Regions from separate parts of the Homo sapiens genome. Here regions 1 and 2 are each linked to region 3. A link is a contact called in ENCODE Hi-C or POLR2A ChIA-PET data. All regions are on one chromosome and are shown on one strand. The core of a region is the stretch at or near the end of the contact, and the rest is flanking DNA. Distances in the headings are between cores, read along the strand shown. Region 1 overlaps APBB2 (amyloid beta precursor protein binding family B member 2). Region 2 holds the start of UGDH (UDP-glucose 6-dehydrogenase). Region 3 holds the start of LINC02265 (long intergenic non-protein coding RNA 2265).

What was found. Hi-C counts contacts between places; a loop is a spot of excess contacts on that map. ChIA-PET counts read pairs that join two places held with the same protein, here RNA polymerase II (POLR2A). Pooled maps may share reads with other maps.
Region 1: a loop to region 3 is called in a pooled map, with 4 times the contacts of the local background. The contact joins the enhancer-like site here to the promoter of LINC02265 in region 3. A Hi-C loop is called at or near these places in 7 of 37 single-sample maps with no recorded cell type and 10 of 50 pooled maps.
Region 2: a map of OCI-LY7 shows a loop between it and region 3 (2.0-fold over the local background). The contact joins the promoter of UGDH here to the promoter of LINC02265 in region 3. A Hi-C loop is called at or near these places in 3 of 168 maps with a recorded cell type or tissue (OCI-LY7, endothelial cell of umbilical vein and naive thymus-derived CD4-positive, alpha-beta T cell), 1 of 37 single-sample maps with no recorded cell type and 11 of 50 pooled maps. POLR2A ChIA-PET finds 5 or more read pairs at or near these places in 1 of 52 experiments (GM12878).

What each region holds. Positions count from the first base shown.
Region 1 is chr4:40,838,209-40,843,117 of GRCh38, reverse strand. All of the region lies in intron 12 of APBB2 (amyloid beta precursor protein binding family B member 2), which reads left to right. Among named protein-coding and RNA genes, the nearest start is that of NSUN7, 91 kb to the right of the region's middle. RefSeq lists enhancers at 1,667-2,168, 2,320-2,419, 2,440-2,529. Within about 2 kb of position 1,982, at least 7 of the 41 ENCODE cell types and tissues checked have a DNase peak (open chromatin) inside an H3K27ac peak, as active enhancers do.
Region 2 is chr4:39,525,191-39,529,530 of GRCh38, reverse strand. It overlaps UGDH (UDP-glucose 6-dehydrogenase), which reads left to right and starts at 2,092. Exons shown (of 12, transcript NM_003359.4): 1 at 2,092-2,248. It overlaps UGDH-AS1 (UGDH antisense RNA 1), which reads right to left and starts at 1,692. Exons shown (of 5, transcript NR_047679.1): 1 at 1,193-1,692. RefSeq lists an enhancer at 1,208-1,267 and silencers at 1,648-1,947, 2,198-2,377.
Region 3 is chr4:40,305,935-40,310,877 of GRCh38, reverse strand. LINC02265 (long intergenic non-protein coding RNA 2265) reads right to left here and starts at 3,693. Exons shown (of 4, transcript NR_121641.1): 1 at 3,392-3,693; 2 at 2,550-2,601. RefSeq lists enhancers at 242-880, 1-950, 881-1,519, 2,524-2,653, 3,224-3,273 and a silencer at 1,292-1,586.

The DNA of each region.
Region 1 (4,909 bases), core at 733-3,232, 530 kb before region 3:
GAATGGTGTGAGCACCATGGGTCAGGGGATTAAGTGACTTCATTAGGGTCCCAGGCAGCTCAGGACAGCTCTGGGTAGCTCAGGGAGGGAACTCCAAGAGTGTGGCCCCAACCAGACTTGCACTGTGTTCCTCTCTCCGTTCCATTCCTCTCTTTCCTGGGACGTCTCTGATCTCTCCCCCATTGAGCTGTCATCTCCTGTCTCTCCCACTTCCCACCCGCCCTTGACCTGTGCTGCCTCCCTCCCTCCCTGTTGCCCTGTAAGGATGCATCTCAGGAAAAGTGCCTGGATTCCAGTGATGTGGCTCTGTTAATAGAGTGTCAGGAATGTCGGTAAAACAGGTAAGGCTATGTCCATGCCGTTGTTTCTGTATGTTTTTTATTGGGAGCAGGTGGAACTGGAAAATGAAGACACGTCCTCTGCCAGTGTTTACTGCAAACAGTTTCCTGTATTTGACTGTGATATTTTAAGCTTGATTACCTCCCCCAGTTGATATGTTGCCTCTGTAAATTCAGCTGGCATCTCTTGGCTTCATCATAATGTGGCTCAAAATACACACTTCTGGGTGATACAGTTGACCTAAAATAAGCACGGAAAGCCTATTAATTGCTGCAGAGTTGGGAAATTAGATGAGCTGTCAGTGCTCAGACTCGCTGTTAACGGGGCTGTGTTATTGGCGGGATGCCGTGTGAATGCTAACGTGTTGTTTCTGCTCTGTTCCCTCACGCCTTCCCGGATTCAGAGAGAGGTAACCGGCCGATTTTCACTTCTCCCCCCTTCGTGGTGTCTTAACGTGTCTGGCAAAGCTCACTTGCTTTCTTCATGTCGCATTGCCATCCTCACAACCATCCTTGTCTTTGAAAGGCAGAACTTTTGTTTTGTTTTGTTTTGTTTCGCCTCTTATCACCAGCATTTAAAACAGAGTCTGGAATTGCATCTGCGTTCCTCATTCTCTACTGTGTTTGACCCTGGTTGTGGAAGGTGATGGGCTGAGTGATTAAGTCTAACACCAATGTGGTCACTCACTAACGACTGAGAAAAATCTCATCAGTGTGGCAGGGAGTGAATGTGATGGAAATAGGTTATGTGCCATGTTGTAGAAGGAGGCTTTTCATGCTTCTGGAAAAATTAATATCATGGCCGGGCGTGGTGGCTCACGCCTGTAATCCTAACACTTTGGGAGGCCGAGGTAGGTGGATCACTCGAGGTCAGGAGTTCAAGACCAGCCTGGCCAACATGGCAAAATCTCATTTCTACTAAGAATACAAAAAATTAGCTAGGCGTGGTGGTGGGCACCTGTAATCACAGCTACTTGGGAGGCCTAGGCAGGAGAACCACTTGAACCTGGGAGGCAGTGGTTGCGGTGAGCCAAGATGGCACCACTGCATTCCAGCCAGGGTGACAGAGGGATACTCTGTCTCTAAATAAATAAATAAATAAATAAATAATATTAGTGCTTATATTACATATTCTCTAGAATTTGATTGGTAAGGGTTGGCACTAGGCTACTAGCCTAGCCAGAAGCACTGATTCAGTTTCAGTGTCAATTATTAGCCAAAATATATGGTCCTCCCTCTCCACCACAAGAAGGATAGAACCACAGAAAAGACATACCTATGAAACAAGAGATTTTGACCTCAGTTGTGTTTTTCCAATGCTCTGCATGTCCGCCTGCCCGTTTGATTGATTGGGGACTTTAAGCTCCATGATTCCATAGCTCTACCACTTAATAAAAACTCCACTTTTGATGGAATAAGGGAATTTGGAGATAATTCTCCTTGAATGAATGATGGTGGTTCCTGCTGGGCAAAGCGGAGAGACACGAAGGCAGATCTCCTCTTTGTGTCGGAGTTGGTGTCATGTAACCTCCCTGCCTGGTTGGGAGCTGGAAGTGATGAGTCCTCAGCTGGTATTTCCTGCCACACTGGTGTTGTGACTGCCCTCTGCTGGTGGCTGTTTTCCCCTGTGATGTGCTGCTGTCATAGTCCAGTGGTTAAGAGGGAGAGACAGCATAGAGTGGGCGGTGACACCTGCAGGGCTGGTCTTCCAGAGAGTGTGATTAGGAGAATTTGCAGGTTTCACTGACTTTTTAAATCACTTTGAGGAGACCCTGGCGGGGGCAGGTGGTGGAAAGTTCTGGAGGATGAGGGCTGTGCATGTGGATGTGAGCTCCTTCATGTAAAATAACAGCCAGTCCCATCAGAGTCAATGGGGAGGACATTTTCAGGTGTTCGCTAGTTCCTATCCTCCTTGTTTATGTGAGTGTCCTCGCTGGGAGGCAGTTGCTCTGAATATTAACACCAGGACCCTGTTCTAGAGAGGGCTACAGATTCTAGTTTGCCCAAGCCACCTCGATAATTGCAGGTGGTAGAATTTCAGATCTGCTATTTACACACTGTGTCTCATGAGCGTGCCTGGTGAAGAATTCCCTGCTAAGCCTGTGTGTTTACCCAGGTGACGAGTACCTGGGATACTCCTTTCGGAGGCTAAAAAACTTAGCATCTTTTTAAGCTTGCAAAGAAGGAGAAAGTAAGTTAAGCTTACCAAGCGAGAGCCTGAACTTTGTGAAATTAGTGATGCCTGCATGTGATACATGTGACATTGGGTTAAAAAGAACAGAAAACCAGAGTCTTACATGTGTGTGTTTTGCGGGGGGTCATTCTGGATTGGCCATCTGGAAAGATGAAGTTTCTTACGTACTTTCGCTTCCTGATTCCTCCCACTCTCAAAACAAGATTTTTTCAAAGTGCAGTCAGAAAATAAAAGCATCCAGTCTTGAAAACAGGACTCATTCTTCCTCCAGACCTTGTACAGACTGTCAACAACCCACATTTTTGTATAGCCCAGGAACCCTATAATTACACCGTGTTCTCATGTGGGCTTACCTTTTGAATTCTATTTTGGATCTCATGCTAGGCCCTGCACAGGTGAAACAAAGAGGAGAGAAAGCCCTTTGTCCTAAAGTGCCAGAAGTGCGATGTTTGGATCCAATCCGTTTGCTGCTGTCTTATCCTTATTTGCAGATGGGACCTGCCCTTTGCAATAGCATCAATAGAAAGATAAGCTGGGAGGGAAGGGTCACTGGGTACATTTTAGCAAGTCTTAGTATAATTCATATGAGTGCAAATATTTATTAAAAAACACCCCTCGTGGGGCCAGGCGCAATGGCTCATGCCTGTAATCCCAGCACTTTGGGAGTCCGAGGTGGGCGGATCACCTGAGGTCAGGAATTCGAGACCACCCTGGCCAACATGGCGAAGCCCCGTCTCTACTAAAAATATAAAAATTAGCCAGGCATGGTGTCACACGCTTGTAATCCCAGCTACTCGGGAGGCTGAGGCAGGAGAATTTCTTGAACCTGGGAGGCAGAGGTTGCAGTGAGCCGAGATGGCACCACTGCACTCCAGCCTGGGCAACAGAGCGAGACTCCACCTCAAAAAAAAAAAAGAAAAAAGAAAAATCCCTCATGGATAAGGAGACAGTATTTCAAAGTAGGCTTTTTGTTTGACTTCTTTTTCCTCATTTATAATATGGTACCTACCATTTATTGAATGCCTATCATGTGCCAGCCTTCACAAATTCCCTCAATAAAACATGCCATGTATTTGACCTGAGCAACTGTGATTGATGTGAAAGATGTTATCAAATTGTGGATACTTGGTAAGGAATCCCAACAACAGAGAATTGGTGAGAGATTGAGTGTAATGTGACTCTTAACAGAAAAGGACAGGTGAGTTCCTGCCAGTTACATGGGCTCTGGTGCAGCTGACAAGGTCAACTTGTTCTGTGCCACTCCAGAAAGCAAAACTAGATCCTACAAGCAGAAGTTACAGGGAGGCAAGGTTGCGTTCATCATTTAGAAAAAATATATTTTGAGCCAGGTGTGGTGGCACATGCCTGTAGTCCCAGCTACTTGGGAGGCTGAGACGGGAGGATCGCTTGAGTCTAGGAGGTCGAGGCTACAATGAGCTTTGATTGCACCACTGCACTCCAGCCTGGCCGACAGAGTGAGACCCTGTCTCAAAATAATAAAGTGAAAAATAGTATATAAAAATGTTTTAAGAAGACATATATATATTATTCACTGGAGCTTTCCACCAACAGAACAGGCTGATTTATTAAAGAAACGAGATGTCCTATCATGGAAATACTCTAGGTACCACCTGCTGGTGCTGCTGTGAAAGGGACTTTGAAAAGTTAGCCTGAGTCACAGCTAAGAGGTCTGTAGATGCCTTTTGGAAGAGAGGTAAACACATAAGCAAATTCCACTTACACTACGAGAGTTGCACAGGAGAGATTTAGGGAGAGAATAAGTAGTTCTGGCTATTTTTTAAAATAGAGCCTGCTTTTGCCAGGCATGGTGGCTCACGCCTGTAATCCCAGCACTTTGGGAGGCTGAGGTGGGCGGATCACTTGAGTCCAGGAGTTCTAGACCAGCCTGCCCAATGTGGTGAAACTCCATCTCCACTAAAAATACAAAAATTGGCAAGGCGCGTGGCTCACGCCTGTAATCCCAGCACTTTGAGAGGCCGAGGCAGGCGGATCACGAGGTCAGGAGATCGAGACCATACTGGCTAACTTGGTGAAACCCCATCTCTACTAAAAATACTAAAAATTAGCCAAGTGTGGTGGCACGTGCCTGTAGTCCCAACTACTCAGGAGGCTGAGGCAGGAGAATTGCTTGAACCCGGGAGGCGGAGGTTGCAGTGAGTCGAGATCACACCACTGCACTCCAGCCAGGGCGACAGAGCGAGACTCCGTCTCAAAAAAAAAAAAAAAAAAAAAAAATTAGCCATGTGTGGTGGTGCACACCTGTAATCCCAGCTACTCAAGAAGCCAAGGCATGAGAATCACTTGAACCCAGGAGGTGGAGGTTGCAGTGAGCCGAGATCATGCCACTGCACTCCAG
Region 2 (4,340 bases), core at 843-3,342, 780 kb after region 3:
ACTGTATTAGATAACTTAAATCTATGTATGTTCAAAAAGATGTACTTGTCATATCTAGTGCAATTACTTGTTTACATATCTCTTCTACCCAACCTGTGAGCTTTGCAAGAAGGAAATGAGTCTTTTTTGTTTGGTTATTTTTCTGAGACAGTGTCTCGTTCTGTTCCCCAGGCTGCAGGGCAGTGGTGTGATCTCGGCTCACTGCAACAGGGAGCCTCCTGAGCAGCTGGGATTACAGGTGCCCACCGCCTCACCCGGCTAACTTTTTGTATTTTTAGTGGAGCCGGGGTTTCACCATGTTGGCCAGGCTGGTCTGGAACTCCTGACCTCAGGTGATCCGCCCGCTATGGCCTCCCAAAGTGCTGGGATTACAGGCGTAAACCACCGTGCCTGGCCAAAGGAATTGAGTCTTAATCCCTTTTGCATCTTCAGTCTTTAGGATAACGTCTGACACACAACAGGCATTAAATATTTGTTGGATGAATGAACTGAACTGCATAGAATGCAGAAAGCCTACATATACTGGCCAGGCACAGTGGCTCACACCTGTAATCCCAGCACTTTGGGAGGCCGAGACGGGCGGATCACCTGAGGTCAGGAGTTTGAGACCAGCCTGGTCAACATAGCAAAACCCGGTCTCTATTAAAAATATAAAAATTAGCCGGGCATGGTTGTGGGCGCCTGTAATCCCAGCTACTCGGGAGGCTGAGGCAGGAGAATCGTTTGAATCTGGAAGGAGGAGGTTGAGGTGAGCCGAGATCGCACCACTGCACTCCAGCCTCGGCGACAAGAGGGAGACTCCGTCTCAAAACAACCAACCAACAAGCCTACATATCCTGCCACACGTGCTACAATCCACAGCAAACTGTTTCATCCACATTCAACCACTTTCTTAAAGTCACCATCATGATCCTATCAAGAAAACCGTAATTTATATGGTATTTTAATGTGCCTTTATAAATTACTAATCACTTTCTTCATGATGTATGTTAAAATGGCTTATGTCACCTGATGTAATCCTTAATGAGGGAAATAAAAGGCCATGATTATGCCTGGCTTTTTTTCTTATATGTTAGATTTGAGTGTTAAAATGACCTCGAAGCGGCGAAAGAAAGGAACGGAACTGCCCTCCACATTAAAAATGAGCAGGCTCCATAGGTTAATTTTACTCTTCCTCACGCACGGCACTTACATGTTGCAAACTCTCTGCTCCACAGCACGCACAGACATCCCAAATCCCGGATTGGGCCTGAGGAACATCTCTGCAAAGAGCGCCAGGAGGGCGTGGGGGTCCCGCCTCTCTCGCCAGGGACCAGGGAGTGGACACTCACTGGTCCAGTCATGAGGAACTCAGCATCCTCCTGACGGGAGGCGCCTCTTTCCCAGAAGCGGTGGGTCAGGAGGAATCTGACTAAACCCTGGGTTGCCGGCCCGGAGGGCGCGGTTGACCCCGGGGCCTCGAGGTTGTGGGCGAGGAGTAATCCGCCCGCCGAGACCGACCCGCAGATCCAGGAGACCGAAACCCGAGGGCGGCGCTCCAGGGTGCTGAGGAGACCGGAAAGGCGGCCAGGACCTTCCGGTCGCCTCGGCCCACCACCCACCCAGTGTCCGCGCAGCCCTAAAGCCTGGCAGACGCGGAGCGCACGCGGCCTTTGCCTCGGCCAGGACAGGGCAGCGGGGAGAGGGCTGCTAGACAACAATTCTTGACCCCTCCTCGACCCACGACCGCCAGGTAGGCGCGCAAAGCTCCTACACCTGCGGCGCGCCCCCGTCCCCTGGTCCAGCGGACACGCCACGCACGCAGCCCCGCCCAGCGCCGCTCGCGGTAGGGGCGGAGCCGCTGAGCTGGCCAAAGCGGATTTGCCCAGCTAGGCCAGGGGCGGGGCAGGCCCTCCCAGCCAGGACCAGCCCCAGTCTCCCCGCCCCTGAGCCGTGAAGGAAATAGGGACCTGGCCCTGGGCCTTGTGTAGCGGGAGGGGGAGCTAGGAAGCAGCTGAGGGCAGAATCCAGGAGGGCCTGGCTGCGGGGGAATGAAGCCTCCGCCTTCGCAGGCAAAAGCCTTTAAATACGGGCTCAGGCCCGGGACTCAGAGTGTAACGCGTGGCAGCCTGAGGGAGGGGCGTGCGCCGAGAGGGAGCTCAGATCGAGCGGGGCGCGGGTGGAGAAGCTGCGGCGGCGCGGCCCGTAGGAAGGTGCTGTCCGAACGATCGGGATAGGAGCGGTCCCTGCGCTTGCTGCTGGGAAGTGGGTAAGCGCCGCTCCCAGGCTGGCCCCGCCGCCCGGGCGGGATGCTCCCAGGTCTGGGCGGGATGTGGAGGGAGCGGGGCTGGGGTGTGCGCGCTGCTCCCGGTCGCTCGCTGCGCTGGGTCCCGGGCTTCCCGTCTCACGACCTTCGTCTCTTTGGGGCTTAGGGCGGGAACCGCATTTTGGAACTGCTGTCCTGGGGATGTGGTCGTCTGGGCTTCTTATTCAAGACTCGTGAGTCTTCCAGCCCCTTCTCTTTCTGCCTTTACCCACTTTCCTGACTTGGATGAGATTTCCCTGCCGCCTCCAAAGCCGAACGCCCACCACAGGAAGCGGTTCTCTCGTTGGGGACCTCATTTTGGCCGCAGAGTCGTAGTCTTTTGTTTGTGTTTAAGAGTCTGCTCACCTGAGGGGCTCCTGCTTTTCTCATGCCGCCCCTCTTAAGAAACCAAAGAGAAACGAAGCCAGAAAGCCCTCTTGAGAGCAAAATACTAAGACTGCCGTGATATCTGTCCGGGATGTCCTGGAATCCATTGTTGGCCCCCTACACCACAGAATTGCTCTGTTTGATGTCGGGGAAGGCCTTTCCTGGGTGCCTCGGGAGACCATGTTTGTGTGAGATCTTGAAAAATTATACGTCCTATAAATATATAGGAAGATAACTTAGTAGGGTTAGGAATTCTAGTATAGAGAAAAGAGGGGTTCGCTGGTAGGGATCTATTCATGGGCATACAGAGCAGTAGCTGTCTATCGACAGACCTCAAAGACACAGTGAGCCTTTGAGTTTCTTCAAATCCCTTAAGAAATGGAGAACAGTAGTCTTTCTTCAGGGGGGTTCTGGAAATGAAAGAGCTGACTGTCTGCTCTGAGATGTGCTTATTAGTGGCCAGGATCCAGTTTAAGGTAAGGGGTAGACAACCCTGATTGAAAAGATCTCATTTCTTCTCCCGTTGCTGTACTCCTTTTTCTAACAAAATCTATAACTGGATAAGCATAATCCATCTTCCTTCTTGTTTACTTCCACAGCTTTACATGATAACCCTTAGACATAAAATTAATACCGGCTTTCTTACTGATTAAATATTTTTCTCTGGTCAGGCATCTTTTACTGTTTAATTTCTGGAAATGATTAAAATGTGTGAAGCTGATGTATCCAACTATAATGCCCATCGTTAGCTCCTGGGTACCTATGCAAAATATGCTGTAGAGAGCTGGGGCTAGAAGGATTATATTCCGTTTAGATTGTAGTAGGGCATTTGTTATTTGTTAGTGACCCCTTCTGGGTTGGAATGTTTATTTGAATTTATGAAATTTTACATGAAGAGTAGTTTTGGAACGGTTTGGTTTGTTGTGACTCTCCCAAAATACAGAGGTAAAAACTCATTTCAAAATAACCCATTTAATAAGGAAACACTCCTATGTCTCTGACAGCAGAATAGAGGGCCAGAGGGTACATAAAAGTAGAAATAGAAAATGGGGGCCGGGCGTGGTGGCTCACGCCTGTAATCCCAGCACTTTGGGAGGCCGAGACGGGCGGATCACGAGGTCAGGAGATCGAGACCATCCTGGCTAACATGGTGAAATCCCGTCTCTACTAAAAATACAAAAAAAAATTAGCCGGGCGTAGTGGCGGGCGCCTGTAGTCCCAGCTACTCGGGAGGCTGAGGCAGGAGAATGGCATGAACCTGGGAGGCAGAGCTTTCAGTGAGCCGAGATTGCGCCACTGCACTCCAACCTGGGCAACTGAGCGAGACTACGTCTCAAAAAAAAAAAAGAAAAAGAAAAGAAAATGGGGCTGGGCGCAGTGGCTCACGCCTGTAATCCCAGCACTTTGGGAGGCCAAGGTGGATGGATCACCTGAGGTCAGGAGTTCGAGACCAGCCTGACCAATATGGTGAAACCCCGTCTCTACTAAATATATAAAAACTAGCTGGGCGTGGTGGTGGGCACCTGTAATCCCAGCTACTCGGGAGGCTGAGGCAGGAGAATTGCTTGAACCCAGGAGACGGAGGTTGCAGTGAGCCGACATGGTGCCACTGCACTCCAGCCTCGGTGACAGTGAGACTCCGTCTCAAAAAGAAAAAAGAAATAGAAAA
Region 3 (4,943 bases), core at 2,444-4,943:
GGACTGGTCAGCAGGATGTAAGGGAGAGTGGTGAGCACTTCTCTTTCTTTTCTTTTTTCTTTTTTTTTCTTTTTGAGACAGAGTCTCGCTTTGTTGCTGGGGACTGGGGTGCAGTGGTGCCATCTCAGCTCACTGCAACCTCCGTCTTCCAGGTTCAAGTGATTCTCCTGCCTCAGCCTCCTGAGTAGCTGGGACTGCAGGTATGTGTTACCATGCCTGGCTAATTTTTGTATTTTTAGTACAGATGGGGTTTCACTGTGTTGTCCAGGCTGGTCTCGAACTCCTGACCTCTGGTGATCCTCTCACTTTGGCCTCCGAAAGTGCTGAGATTACAGGCATGTGCCACCGCACCTGGCCAGTGAGCACTTTAAAGAACTAGAATGTACCCTTCTCTGTTCCTTTCCTCCTGACCAGTGACTGAAACGCTGAACCAAGCTTGGAGCTGGAGCAGCCATTTTGGGCCACGAGGTAGAAGCCATGTGTTGAAGAGAATGGAACAAGATGGAAGAAACCTGGTGATCAGGGAGCCGCCATAACAGTCTTGGGTTGTCTCTGTTTACATGAGAGGTAAATAAATTATTATTATTATTATTATTATTTTGAGATGCAGTATCGCTCTGTCACCCAGGCTGGAGTGCAGTGGCACGATCTCAGCTCACTACAACCTCCACCTAAGCAATTCGCTTGCCTCAGCCTCCCGAGTAGCTGGGACTATGGGTACCTGCCACCAGGCCTGGCTAATTTTTGTATTTTTGGTAGAGATGGGCTTTCACCATGTTGACTAGGCTGGTCTCGAACTCCTGGCCTCAAGTGATCCACCCACCTCGGCCTCCCAATGTGCTGGGATTGCAGGCATGAGCCATCACACCCAGCCTTTATTATATCCAGTGATTTAACAAAAACCACTTATATTTGGGGTTCTCAGTTATAAGTATTATGTTCGAACACAGAAAGTGAAACTATTTGAAAGTTTCTTGTAGAATTGGCTGGGAAGAAAGGCAATTCATTCCCTTTGAAGGATTTCATTCCCGGGATGTGGCTGCCTGCTTAAAGAGCAGGTTCCATTCTGTAGAGGAAGCTTGGGAGACAAGGAAAGACCCTCATTTCAAAAATATAGCCACTTCACTTCCTGCTGACTTGAGTTTTTGTTTTGTTAAACTGGTTTCTCTTTTAAAACAAATGTCCCCTCAGTAAACTAAGCTCATTTGTTGTTCACACCTGAGAACCAGAGCATCCTCTGCTGATTAGTAAGGAGTTTGGGGGAAGGGGAGTTGCGACTAGGCTGCAGGAGGAAGTGACACTTGGGGGAGGATAGGCCAAGGTGGTGGGATTGATGGGACTCGGAAAGTCCCTGAAAGCAGGGAAACAAAGAAGTGGGAGAAGGGCCAGACAGGGTCGCGCTCACGCTCTAAATCGCACTGGCTCGGCTTTGACTTGCTCTCAAGACACTGGGAACAGCGCGTGAACACCAGAGGGCAGCAGCGCAAGATGAAATTAACAGGGACTCTTCACAGGGCCCCTGGCTTCAGGTCTCAGGGAGAGCCAGCCTTCCCATCCAACCTGGATCTGCCTGGTTTCCTTTGTCCAAAGTCAACCAGGGTGGAAGACTTCAACCAAAGTGGGCAGGGCCCACTTTCATACACATTCCTTCAGGGATTCCTGGTGATGGTCGTTCCCCCTCTCTAGTCCACTGATGCCATCTCTATCACACATTTAACATTGTATTAAAATAGTCTTTAATGTGGGTTATATATGCTTCTTACCTAGCCACACCCTAAGCAATCAGACCTGTGAAATGATGATTTTGGTGTGCTGGTGTGTGTATGTTATAATTATTACATTAGAATATCTATATCACCAGAAAATCATCTATCACCTATAGGATGTATATCACACTTGGAAAAATGTTGCATTACTTCATTAAATTCCCCCCAATGACCCAATGAAGAAAGTGATATTATTCTCCCCATTTTCTAGATGAGGAAACTGAGGCTCAGAGAGGTTAAATATCTTCCTCAAGAATTTTCGCCAGAGCTGGGATTTGAACCAAGGTCTGCTTGACTTAGAAGGCAGTGGTCCTTGCTTTCTCCCGAGGAGAAGGGAGCAGAGATACCTAAAGATGCCTGACTCCCAATCCCATGGGAACATGCCCCCTGCGGGCTCACTTCCTCTCCTCTTTGTCTTCAATTTCTAAGAATGTCTTCTTTTCACTAAAACAAAACACTCCAGAATGCATTCTGCATGAATAAAGACTGCCAACTCCATGGCAGAAATAACATACCTTTTGGGAATGTTTATCACTTCTAAAATGATGATAAAGAAATTCAACAGTTTGTATTTCTGGACGAACTAGGGGAGAAGAGGAAATAAAGTATCTACAGAGTATCACAACACACCTACAGGAAGCTGAGCAAAGTAGACTAATCACACTGGGCCCGGAGGACGGCTGGTAACAGAAACCTCAACGTTTATCTGAAGTGACTGCTCATCCCCGGGCACCACGGTGACAGGTGTGATAGAAAGATAAAACCCTAGACTCTGCTGCTCACCTGCCGTTGGGCCTTGGTCAAGCCACTTCTCTCTGAGCTTCAACTGCCCCATCTGTAAGAGGATAACAATTCCGGCCTCAGGGGGTCATCATAGCAACAAATGAGGAACCTGTAAATTAGTGCGAAAACACCCCACTTACTACTACTGTTTTTAAATGATTGTGAGAGTAAAAAGGGCCTTCGTGTTCAGAACCCAATCAGCTTAGAGTGAATTGTAGCACTTGGCAAATACTGCCTTTTCTGCTTGGAAACTTCACTTAAAAAGAAAAAAAAAATGAGGTCAAAGAGCGATTCCTAAAGCAAAAGAAAATTGCTAAACTTTAGACTATTCCTGACCCCAAAGTCCTCCTTCAGACCATGTTTCCCCTTTTTCACTCATATCTAGCCCAACATGCATAAATCCTTGCTTCTACCAGAGGGCCACACAGAGGAATGGACAGACAGGAAGAGTCTTTGCCCAATTAGTTTCACTTCCTCCCTGGCACCCCATGGTCACAGCCCTGGAGAATTGTTTTCTGCGGCGCTGAGGGCTACATTTTCGTTTTAACCAGCGCAAGGTAGGCAAGAGACTTAAGTCAGAGAGCTTGATGATGTAATGAATTTGCCAGCTGCCAACGACACTAGGACCTCATCACATTTCTTTGTTTTCCTTTCTAACCCCAAATCTAGCAGGCATCCCTGTTCTCATTAACAAAGCCTCCTATTAGCACCATTGCTCCCTAACTACCATCGGACCTCACAGGGAGAAGTTCTGTATCGAGAACAGTAGAGCAAAAAGACAGGAGGAAAGCAAGTCCCCAACATCATGCAGCCCACATACTAGCTCTGGATGGCTTACGTACGATGAAATCTCCAAGATGCCTTCCAAAAACCAGATGACCCTGTCCTTTCTGGAACTACCGCCGTCCCTTGTAACTCTGTAAGCTTCATTTCCAACCTCATCCTGCTCTAACTCGAGCACAAACATAAGTCTGTAGAACCACAGTGGCCTTGGGGGCATCATTCTCTTTGCCTTGTCAACATTTCTATTTTATATCCCTCCCTGCTCCTGTCTAGAGGTTGGTACTCAGTCTCCTGAGACTCATCTTATAGATAGAGCTTGATGGACCACGGGGAGAGGGCATCACTCCTGCTACAGTCTGAATGCACACACCTGGGGCCCAGCTGCCCAACCTTCCACCGCTGAAGTTCAAACAGTTGCATCTTAGACAACTCCTCCACTTCTAATCAGCCCAGCATAGAGGGAGTTTGGAGGTGTCAGACACCCATCAATGGCTGAGAGAGAAAGAAATATAGTGAAAGACCTGTTAGCAGTTCTGTTGTGCCCAACAGAACTCTCATTTGTCTTATGTCTAAAAAGCTGGCCATTGACTTTCAACAGGATTTCACTGATGCTATTAGAAAATATTTTACCACTAAATGAAAATAAAGATAAACTGCCTTTCTGAAGATGCAAAAGGTAAGAGATAATACATAAAAATGCAAGTTGATCAAATTTCACTTGATGTTTGATGACCCTCAGTGTCCCAGAACATTGCTTTGGGAATTATTTTCTCCTTTGATCTTGCAGAACAGTGTGAATGGACATAGAGGCCATTTGTATAAAAGAGGAACCTAAGGACGTAGGGGAAAACAAAAGAATCTGTCAGGGATGGGAAAAGCACACCCATTTAAATATGCAGAAACCTTAATGCCAGTGTCTGGCTAGCTATTAAGCAGTAATTCCTTCTCTATCCCTTATCATATCTACCAGTTACTCTGCAAGATTCTTCAGTGTAAAGAGCACTGTAAAATGTATTTTTCAGATTTATCTCGTCTTTTTGCCAGATCAGCCCACCCCATGCATATCTGCCAGCTGCCTCTTACACAATCCCTCAGAGCCCACGGAGCTGCACTGTGGGCCCTCAGATGATCTGATGCAGGTATAGAACCCCTCCCCCACATTCTTTTCTTGCTAGCTTGCCTCCATTACAAACCATCTTCCTCACTCAGATATTTTCAATCCTGGTAGTTTTTGCTTGTTTGTTTGAGACAGGGTTTCACGCTGTCACCCAGGCTGGAGTGCAGTGGTGCAATCATAGCTCACTGCAGCCTTGACCTCCTGGGCTCAAGTGATTCTCCTTCCTCAGCCTCCCAAAGTGCTGGGTTTACAGGCGTGAGCCACTGCACCTGACTTCCCCAGCAGTTTTGACCGTGATCTCATTTGCCTCTTTCTCCTGATTAGGCCAGCATTAGAGCATCCAAGAGGCTGCATAATATGGAATAAACATAGGTCATTAGATTTAAATCAAAATTCTGGCTTTTTACTTCCTAGCGATGCAAGCTTTGTTGAGTTCCTTAACTTTTCTTAGCACTTCTGCTTTTTAAAAAAAGTTGCTATAATACTAAATCGTA